3 separate regions of the Homo sapiens genome follow, and regions 1 and 3 are each linked to region 2. A link is a contact called in ENCODE Hi-C or POLR2A ChIA-PET data. All regions are on one chromosome and are shown on one strand. Each heading gives the region's core, a stretch centred on a gene start or an enhancer-like site at or near the end of the contact. The rest is flanking DNA. Distances are from core to core; before and after follow the strand shown.

Region 1 (2,743 bases), core at 150-2,649, 430 kb after region 2:
TGCCCATCCAGGTTTTAAGTATTTGCAATTTTATTGGAAACCTGTGTGGAACTTCAAGGTATACGGATGTTTGCAGGGGCTGAGTGACTGCCTAGAGGAGTTGGGAAAGGGGCTAGCTAAAATGTAGATGAAGAGATTTCCCTGCTTTAAAGAAACCACTAAACAGCTTTGGCAGAGTGCTCACCTACAGGGGAACCAGGAAGGCTGCAGTACTCCAAAGAGTTTTCTTACCTAATGCTACCTCTACCCTATTATTTCATTTGGTTAAGCATCACCTTCTTCAATGAATCCTCTTAAAAATGCAAACTCCCCTGGGAGCGAAAACATGGGCAGTTTTGGTAGAGATTTCAGAGTGGTTCAATAAACACATGAGTACAGTGCTAAGCACTGGGAACTCAGTGATTAATCTGATCTTGTTTCTTCCTTGACCAGAGGAGCAAGGTGGATTGAAGATTCTAGTTTTCCTGAGAATTTGTTCCAAGAGGCTTCATCCTTCAGAGTCCACGCCATAATTTTGTTCAGAGCTGGGTTTGGTCTTAAGAGTCATTAAAAGACTCTCTGAGCTACCAGGTGAGCAACATAAAAGAAAGGGTCATCAGGGTAACCCCCACCCCCCACCACCACCTTAGGACCAGCTACTGCTCATCTACCAGGAATGGCAAGCGTTCAGTTCCTTCTGGTTCAACCCTATTCCCCAAGGGGATTAGTAGCACAGCGCAGACGAAGTCTATTCCCTCAAGTGAGGAAGGAGATACTTCAATGCCCTCCCCCGATTCCAACTCCTTATCAGTCCTCACATTTGAGTCTGATGAGAACAGAGGTTTGAATGAAACCTAGCAGATTCTGGGGCTGGAAGGGCAACCTGAGAGATGAGGAAAGAGAGGTGTAGGGGCTAACGTGGCTTCGGGGCTGCTCGGTTCACTGACAGCCCCCACTTTACTGGGCCCAGGGCGGCTGCACACTGGCCTGAGATTAAACACTTCGCCGTGGCGCCAGAGACGGGACTCGAGACCGCAAGGCTAGTCACTCCAAGCCGATGCTCCCGCTAGGCGCCGGCGACCTCTGGCGTCCCCTTTCGGAAGTGCGGCGGCGGCTGCCCATGAACTGGCCCCACGACCCCAGACTGCCTGGGCAGGTGCGCCAGGACGGGGTGAGAAGCGCAGAGAGGCAAGCAGCCGGCGGCCGGCCCGCAGACCCGAGGGCAACACCCGGCCCCGCCTGGGTGGCTCGGTTGGCCCGCGGGGCGGTGCGGCGTGGCGCGGCCGGGGGACGAACAGGTGCGCGGGCGGGGGGCGGTGCTTGGGGATCCTGCGCACTGCGCGCGCCCCTCCCCCGCGCGGCCCCGGGCGCAGCCCCGGCCCGGCGCGAGTAGGAGGAGGAGCTGCAGCGGCCACGGCCACTCCGGCAGGTCCGCGGTGCTGCCAGAACCCGCCGACGGCGCGGGCTGCTGGTCCCCGCTCGGAGGAGGCGCGGGGGGCCCCGGGACCATGGAGCCTGGTGACGCGGCGCGCCCTGGCTCGGGTCGGGCTACCGGGGCGCCGCCGCCGCGGCTGCTGCTGCTGCCGCTGCTGCTGGGTTGGGGGCTGCGAGTCGCGGCCGCGGCCTCGGCCTCCTCCTCTGGGGCGGCGGCGGAGGACAGCAGCGCCATGGAGGAGCTCGCTACTGAGAAGGAGGCGGAGGAGAGCCACCGGCAAGACAGCGTGAGCCTGCTCACCTTCATCCTGCTGCTCACGCTCACCATCCTCACCATCTGGCTCTTCAAGCACCGCCGGGTGCGCTTTCTGCACGAGACCGGGCTGGCCATGATCTATGGTGAGCACCCCTGTTACACCCCCCGCCCTCCACACCCCTCGGCCGCCGCGCTCCTCCTGGCGCCGCGCGGTGCTCCCCCTTCACTTGCCAACGTGTTCCGTTTCTTTTACGTTTCCCGCTGCGACGGTGTTGGTTCCCAAGGTCAACTGTCTGCATTTTCTGGCTCTCTGCTACCGTTAAAAACAATTCCACCCCTATTCCACGTTTCTGCATTGGGAACCCAGGAAAATGAAAGGGACAGAGGTGGTCCGGTTCCGTCTGCCCCGTTCGGTCTCTGTTGCAAACCTCTTACCCACCACCTCCCGCTCCAGTTGAGCTCGATAGGGTGTGTGTGCCTGCGTGGTGGCTGGAGGTGGGTGGCTTCCCAGGTGACTGCATCACCTCAGGGGACAGGCCACAGTAGGGAGTGGGGACGAAGTCTGAAAGTGTCTTTGCTTGGGTATGGGTTAGTGGGGCCTCTTGGACGCCACATCCATGGTCAGCCTGGGTGGGTACCCACTCCTGAGGTCCACATTCCCAGGTCTCTTAATGATAAAGTCAGAGCATGAAGTGTGGTGAAAGGTGAGCAGTGGTCCAGGACCCAGAGTGGGTGGCACCACCATGTCAGGCCTGGACGAGGAGACAGGCACGCCTCCTGCTCTTATGTCCCGAGTGGAAAGTTATACCCAGTTACTTGCTTTCTCAAACGAAGAGGAGCTTTTGTATTCCTAAGACGGTAACAGGGAGTGAGTTTGAGATACATTTCCGAATGTATGAAGGGGAAAAGTCGTGGTTTTAATTCCGGAGTCAGCCATCTTTTGTTGTTAGGGGTGGGCTGATGCTACCATCCTTTTCTAGATTTAATGGTACACAGTGTGTTACATGCACAGTGGTCAGTACAAATCTCCCTTTATTACATGGATGTCAGCCATAATCTGAGTCATCCCTCTTC
Region 2 (2,878 bases), core at 228-2,727:
TGCACTCCAGCCTGGACGACATAGTGAAACAATTCTGTCTCGGAAAAAAGAAAAAGAAAAAGAAAACAAGAAGGCCTGTGGGGGGAAGGGACATCTGACAATGATCCTGGGGTCCAAGGAGGCTGAAAGCAGAAGCTGAAAACCCCTGACTGCAGACGTTAGGGACCTTGAAACGATCTGAGGGCAGATTCTGAGGCCTGATGTGAGGATAAGGGATCTGTGAAAAAAGCAGCTAGAACCCAGGTTGGTTTTTGAAGGCAGAGGCTGGGTCTAGGGTGGGGTTGGGGAGGCGAGTCTCTGATGGAAGGGGCTAGAAGCCAACGGGATCTGCAAGAGCAGATGCTCGCAGGGGCTCTTTGATGGAGGATTATGTATCCAAACAGTTCCTCCCTGGTATCTGGTGCACTGGAAGGCTCTGGGGGTTCAAGGTGCCTGATGGGGAAGATGCTGAGGCCTCTCAGTAGTCTCTGAATACTGGAAGTATAAAAAGCGAGAAATTCCATAAAAGTAGAGAAAGTGTCAAAGGACAGAGTCTAGGAATTGAAGAGTCTCTCAAGGCAGATGGTAAGAGGGGTCTCTGAGTAGAAATACTGGGCAGAGTCTCTGATGGAAGATGCTAGGGCCAGGGTGGGGTTAGGAGACCTGACGTGTGGCGAAGAGGGGCCCCCGACACAAAGGCCAGGCCCAAATGGCCTTTCACAGGGTCTAGTACCCCTGGAAGCTCTGAGCGCGGCTAGCATGTGTGTGGGATGGGGGTCTGAAGGAAAATGCTAAAGAGGACTCTCTTACAGAGATAAAGGGCCTATGGACCCCTTCGAGATCTAGCCCGTCCTGGAAGCCTTGAGGACAAATACTGAGAAGCTAGGAAGTGTCTCAAAGGAGATTCTGGGGCAGGTCTTTAACGGCATTCAATGGTGAGGAGCTCTGATCAGCAATGCTGATCCACGTAAATCTCTATTGGAGACTGGGGAAGAGTTCTGATCTGAGATACAAGGTTCGGGACGGAGTCAGGTCCCAGACTAGAGATGTTGGGCGTGAGTCTCTAAAAGCACATCCTGGGGGTCCGACTCCAAGGTCAGATTTTGCAACCAGAGGGAGCCGGAGTGGTCCTGGCCGGGGAAAGTCGGCCCCGCCCCAGGATCCGCTCCCCCTCCCTACTCCGCTGATTCCTGGCTCCCGAGTCACCGCGGCCCGCCCCGACAGCAGCGTGGCTCAGGGCCCTCCAGTGCCTCCCCGAAACCCCTGCCCAGGGCGAGGCGCAGTGAAAGGACGTTTTTTTACCAATGCCGGTTCCCCGGGTCGCGCCGCCGCCAACTCCTCAAGGAGCCGAAGCCAAGCCCGGCCGCCACCCTCCTCCTTCTCCTCCTCCCCGCCGCCTGGGCCGCCTAGAATCGCCGCTGCCGCCTTCTCCTCCCCCGGCCGTTGTGGTTGTGGTTGTCCCTGCCACCTCCTTACAGCCGAGCCGCCGACACAAGATGGCGGACGCTGAGCCTGGGGCCGGAACAAAACCTTGGGCCCCACCCCCAGAAACCCGGATGCAAGCGGGCCGCGCCTACTTATGAATCATGCATAAAGTTCCCTACTCGGTTGCGATTCATTCGGTTAGAAGTGGAACAGCACCACCTGGTGGACATTGTGGCAGTAACAACGAAAACAGGTAAAACAGAGGCCACGCCTCATGGAATGCGACTAATGAATGAATTGTTGCAGCCAGGCTGTCAAGGAAGCGAAGAAAAACCGTTAAGGCCATGCTTCCTGATTATAAGTTATGCATGAAGTTGAGTGGTTGGTAGACTAACAACCAGCAACCAGAAAGCAGATGTTAAAACATGGAAGCCACACACCCCCATTCATGAATAATGATGATCTTGCAGGGGCCCGGAAGCCAAGGAGACCCAGGCCACAACTTACTCATGAATAATGCATGAGGCCCAGTGGGTTGGAATAAAAGGGGCACGCCCGCCTATTGCTGCATCTAATACACTGTAAGCAGGGAAATGGGGCTGCTGCAGGGAAAACACACTCTCCCAGGTCCTGAATAATGAATTATGCTGCTGCAGTAGCTCAACCTGGAAACTCAGAGAGGTCAAGAAAGGTTCCACCCAATTTATGAATTATGCATAAGGCGAAGAAACACCCAAGACTGCCCTGCCCAGCAAATAGGGATTACGATGCTATAGCCAAGGCAAAGTGAGCACGCCTTCCTGTTCATGAATAATGAAAGATGTCACTGCAGTGCCACCAGAAAACCCAGGGGACGTGTACTCCCTGCCCCCACCTCCCCTCTCCACGCCTCCCTCCATTCTCCCCGCCTCAGGAACAAGGGCTGCCTTGGTCCAATCAAACCCAAACTCACTACATGTCTTTGGCAGGTGCCTCAGTTTCCACAACTGTAAAATGAGGATAGTAATGTGTTATTATGAAAATCAGATGACGCCTGTAATCCCAGCACTTTAGGAGGCCGAGGCGGGTGGATCACCTGAGGTCAGGAATTGGAGACCAGCCTGGCCAAGATGGTGAAACCCTGTCTCTACTAAAAATACAAAAATTAGCTGGGCATGTTGGCGGGCGCCTGTAATCCCAGCTACTGGGGAGGCTGAGGCAGGAGAATCGCTTGAACTCGGGAAGCAGAGGTTGCAGTCAGCCGAGATCGCGCCATTGCACTCCAGCTTGGGCGACAAGAGAGAAACTCCGTCTCAAACAAAAGAAAATCAGAGAATATAAATTATGGGATGAGCCTTAGAACATTGCTGGCACAAGGCACTGTTAAATTTTTAAAATATTATATATTAATATAAAAGTAATATGTTAAGATATGTAAATATATATTTACATTAATATAAAATTAGTTATGAATACTCAGCCACTAGAGAAACCC
Region 3 (2,738 bases), core at 113-2,612, 350 kb before region 2:
CTGCAATGGGTTTGATGACTGGGCCCATCCACGGGTACTGAGGAAGGCAATGCCCAGAGGGCAGAGGCCAGTTAAGGTCCAAGGAGATGAGGTCTCCCTGAAGAATAGTTGGAGGACTAAAGAATGAGTGGGGCTTAGCCAAGTGACAGCTGGGGTTGGAGTGATAGTAACAGTTCCAGTTTCCTAAGAAGAGGGGCTTGTGATCTAGATGAGGTCCCTTTTTCTTCGGAGGGTTGGGGAGTTCATGGTATGAAAAGTATCTGAATCTCTAAATATTTGTGGAATAAATGGGTAAATGATCCTTTCATTCAAAATATACTTTAATGACAGAAAGTCATCAGACAGGGTCTTCTCTTCCTTGAAATCAAGATAAAAATAACGGCACTTCATGGTGCAGTGTTTTTCATTTCTTTCTGGAAAAGATATCTGTACCCTCTGCACATAAGTGGGTGCTTCTACTTTTTGGCTACAAGGGTTAAAATGATCAGTTATATATATATAGGCTAAATAAATTACTTTCTTGTATATTATTTTACACATAAGCACCCACTTATGTTCTAAAAATTCTTTTAATACAGATTTTTAAAAATTGCTCCAAGTGTTTTTAATCTTTTTGATGGGCATATATTTACTTCCTGTCTCTTGCCTTTTTGTTGTTGTTTGTTTGTTTGTTTTGAGACAGACTGGAGTGCAGTGGCGCGATCTCGGCTCACTGCAACCACCGCCTCCCGGGTTCAAGCAATTTTCGTTCCTCAGCCTCCCGAGTAGCTGGGATTACAGGCGCCCGACACCACACCCAGCTAAGTTTCGTATTTTTGTAGAGAGAGGGTTTCACCATGTTGGCCAGGCTGGTCCCGAACTCCTGACCTCAAATAATCCACCCACCTTGGCCTCCCAAAGTGCTGGGATTAAAGGCATGAGCCACCACACCCAGCCGCTTTTTCAAACTATATTTTCTCTTTCTGAAAAGAGAATATTCAAAATAAAAGAAACACGATAATGGTGTAAAATCTGGGAAATTAAAGAATGGAGTGAAATAAGCCATAATCTCTTTAGTAGTAATCATGGTTTACCATTGTGATATATTCCTTTTTAATGCATTTTCCTCTGAAGGCTTTATATGTCTCTATATCTTTTAAATACATTTTAAAATGAGAATAGGAATCTGAGGGGAATAAAAGCTGTAATATAAAATACGCGCAGGCTCATTCACATGATGGAAATGTTTTCCAGAGCCACTGGGTATTCTTAGAAACCATTTCTACCGCCGCCTAGACTAAAAGGAAGTGCAGACACCGTCAGTTGTTAGCTGACCGGCTGCAACTGGAACCTGAGAGCCCTTTGGCTGGAGTGTGGGAGGAGAGGAATTCTCGTTCCTGATTTGCTGATTGGTGTCTGCAGTGTCTTCTGTGTATGCCTGACTGTGGCTCAGAATACAGGGCCCTCTGCTGGGCTATGTGGAAAATTCCATCCAGGGAATTTTCTGGAAAGAACCGAGCCATGGAGAATGTAGGGGAAATATTCTAAGAACTAAAGAAAACAACTAAGTACTCATTTGACTTGATACAAGTTGGAAACTGCTTGGCAGATACAATATTGACGTGGTCAAATTAGAAAGCTCACCCCCCACACACACATCCACCCTCCTTTTTGTTATAAACATCTGAGATGTACTGCTGTGTGAAGTTTATTTTTAAAAGTTAATGACTAAAATGGGCCGGGCACAGTGGCTCACGCCTGTAATCCCAGCACTGTGTGAGGCTGAGGTGGGTGGTGGTGCACACCAGTCATACCAGCTACTCGAGAGGTTGAGAGGTAAGAGAATTGCTTGAACCCTGGAGGCGGAGGTTTTAGTGAGCTGAGATCGTGCCACTGCACTGCATCCTGCTAGACAGAGCGAGACTCTCTTAAAAAGAAAAAAAAGAGTTAGTGACTCAAATGGTACACTTTTATCATCACTCTGGAAAGCAAAACTGTGTAATTTTAAATATTCATACGTTTATTATCTTCAAAATCTAAATGAACTTTTGTTTTTTATTTGTTTTTATTATTATTATTATTATTATTTTGGGACAAGATCTCGCTCTGTCACCTAGACTGGAGTGCAGTGGCGCTATCATAGCTCACTGCAGGCTTGAACTCACAGGCTCAAGCCATCCTCTCACCTCATCATCCCCCCCACCAACTGCAGCCCCACCACCACCTCAGCTCCCCCACCAGTAGCTGGGACTACAGGCGTGCACCACCATGCCTGGCTAATATTTTTTATTATCTTTGTAAAGACGAGGATCTCCCTATGTTGCCCAGGCTGGTCCCAGACTCCTGGGCTCAAGTCATCTTCTGTCCTTGGTCTCCCAAAGTGCTGGGATACACCCATGAGCCACCGCACCCAGCCTGTTTTTTTTTTTAAATATTAAACTTCCTATCCACCTGGAGTAGTGTAAACTTGTTCTGTGATTTGGCAGTTTTCTTCTCAGAATCACTTGTCTCTAGCCACATGTTGGAGCAGAGAATGTCATGAAACCATTGGTTTAGGTGCTGGGTGTAGGCTCATTCTTTGCTCCTCATATAACCTAGTTAGTTAAGATATTAACAAAAGAGAAGAGGGTAATATCTAAATATAGACTTTTATATAATGAGATACTAATACATCCATTAAAACAAATGCACTCACTTGGAAAGATGCCATTATTTTACTGCCAAGTGAATAAAAATAGCTTGCAGAGCAGTAAGTACTC

The links. A loop is a pair of places that touch in the nucleus more often than their neighbours do. ChIA-PET counts read pairs that join two places held with the same protein, here RNA polymerase II (POLR2A). Pooled maps may share reads with other maps.
Region 1: a map of naive thymus-derived CD4-positive, alpha-beta T cell shows a loop between it and region 2 (8-fold over the local background). The contact joins the promoter of SLC9A7 here to the promoter of UBA1 in region 2. A Hi-C loop is called at or near these places in 1 of 168 maps with a recorded cell type or tissue (naive thymus-derived CD4-positive, alpha-beta T cell), 1 of 37 single-sample maps with no recorded cell type and 8 of 50 pooled maps.
Region 3: a pooled map shows a loop between it and region 2 (3-fold over the local background). The contact joins the enhancer-like site here to the promoter of UBA1 in region 2. A Hi-C loop is called at or near these places in 3 of 37 single-sample maps with no recorded cell type and 10 of 50 pooled maps. POLR2A ChIA-PET finds 5 or more read pairs at or near these places in 6 of 52 experiments (A549, CD4-positive, alpha-beta T cell, GM10248 and 3 more).

The regions. Positions count from the first base shown.
Region 1 is chrX:46,757,774-46,760,516 of GRCh38, reverse strand. SLC9A7 (solute carrier family 9 member A7) reads left to right here and starts at 1,399. Exons shown (of 17, transcript NM_001257291.2): 1 at 1,399-1,812. The coding sequence starts at 1,488. RefSeq lists silencers at 1,118-1,467, 1,488-1,627.
Region 2 is chrX:47,192,428-47,195,305 of GRCh38, reverse strand. UBA1 (ubiquitin like modifier activating enzyme 1) reads right to left here and starts at 1,477. Exons shown (of 26, transcript NM_003334.4): 1 at 1,282-1,477. RefSeq lists silencers at 1,205-1,354, 1,449-1,637 and an enhancer at 1,395-1,574.
Region 3 is chrX:47,539,960-47,542,697 of GRCh38, reverse strand. No RefSeq gene overlaps it. Among named protein-coding and RNA genes, the nearest start is that of ARAF, 20 kb to the left of the region's middle. RefSeq lists an enhancer at 1,214-1,508. Within about 2 kb of position 1,362, at least 18 of the 41 ENCODE cell types and tissues checked have a DNase peak (open chromatin) inside an H3K27ac peak, as active enhancers do.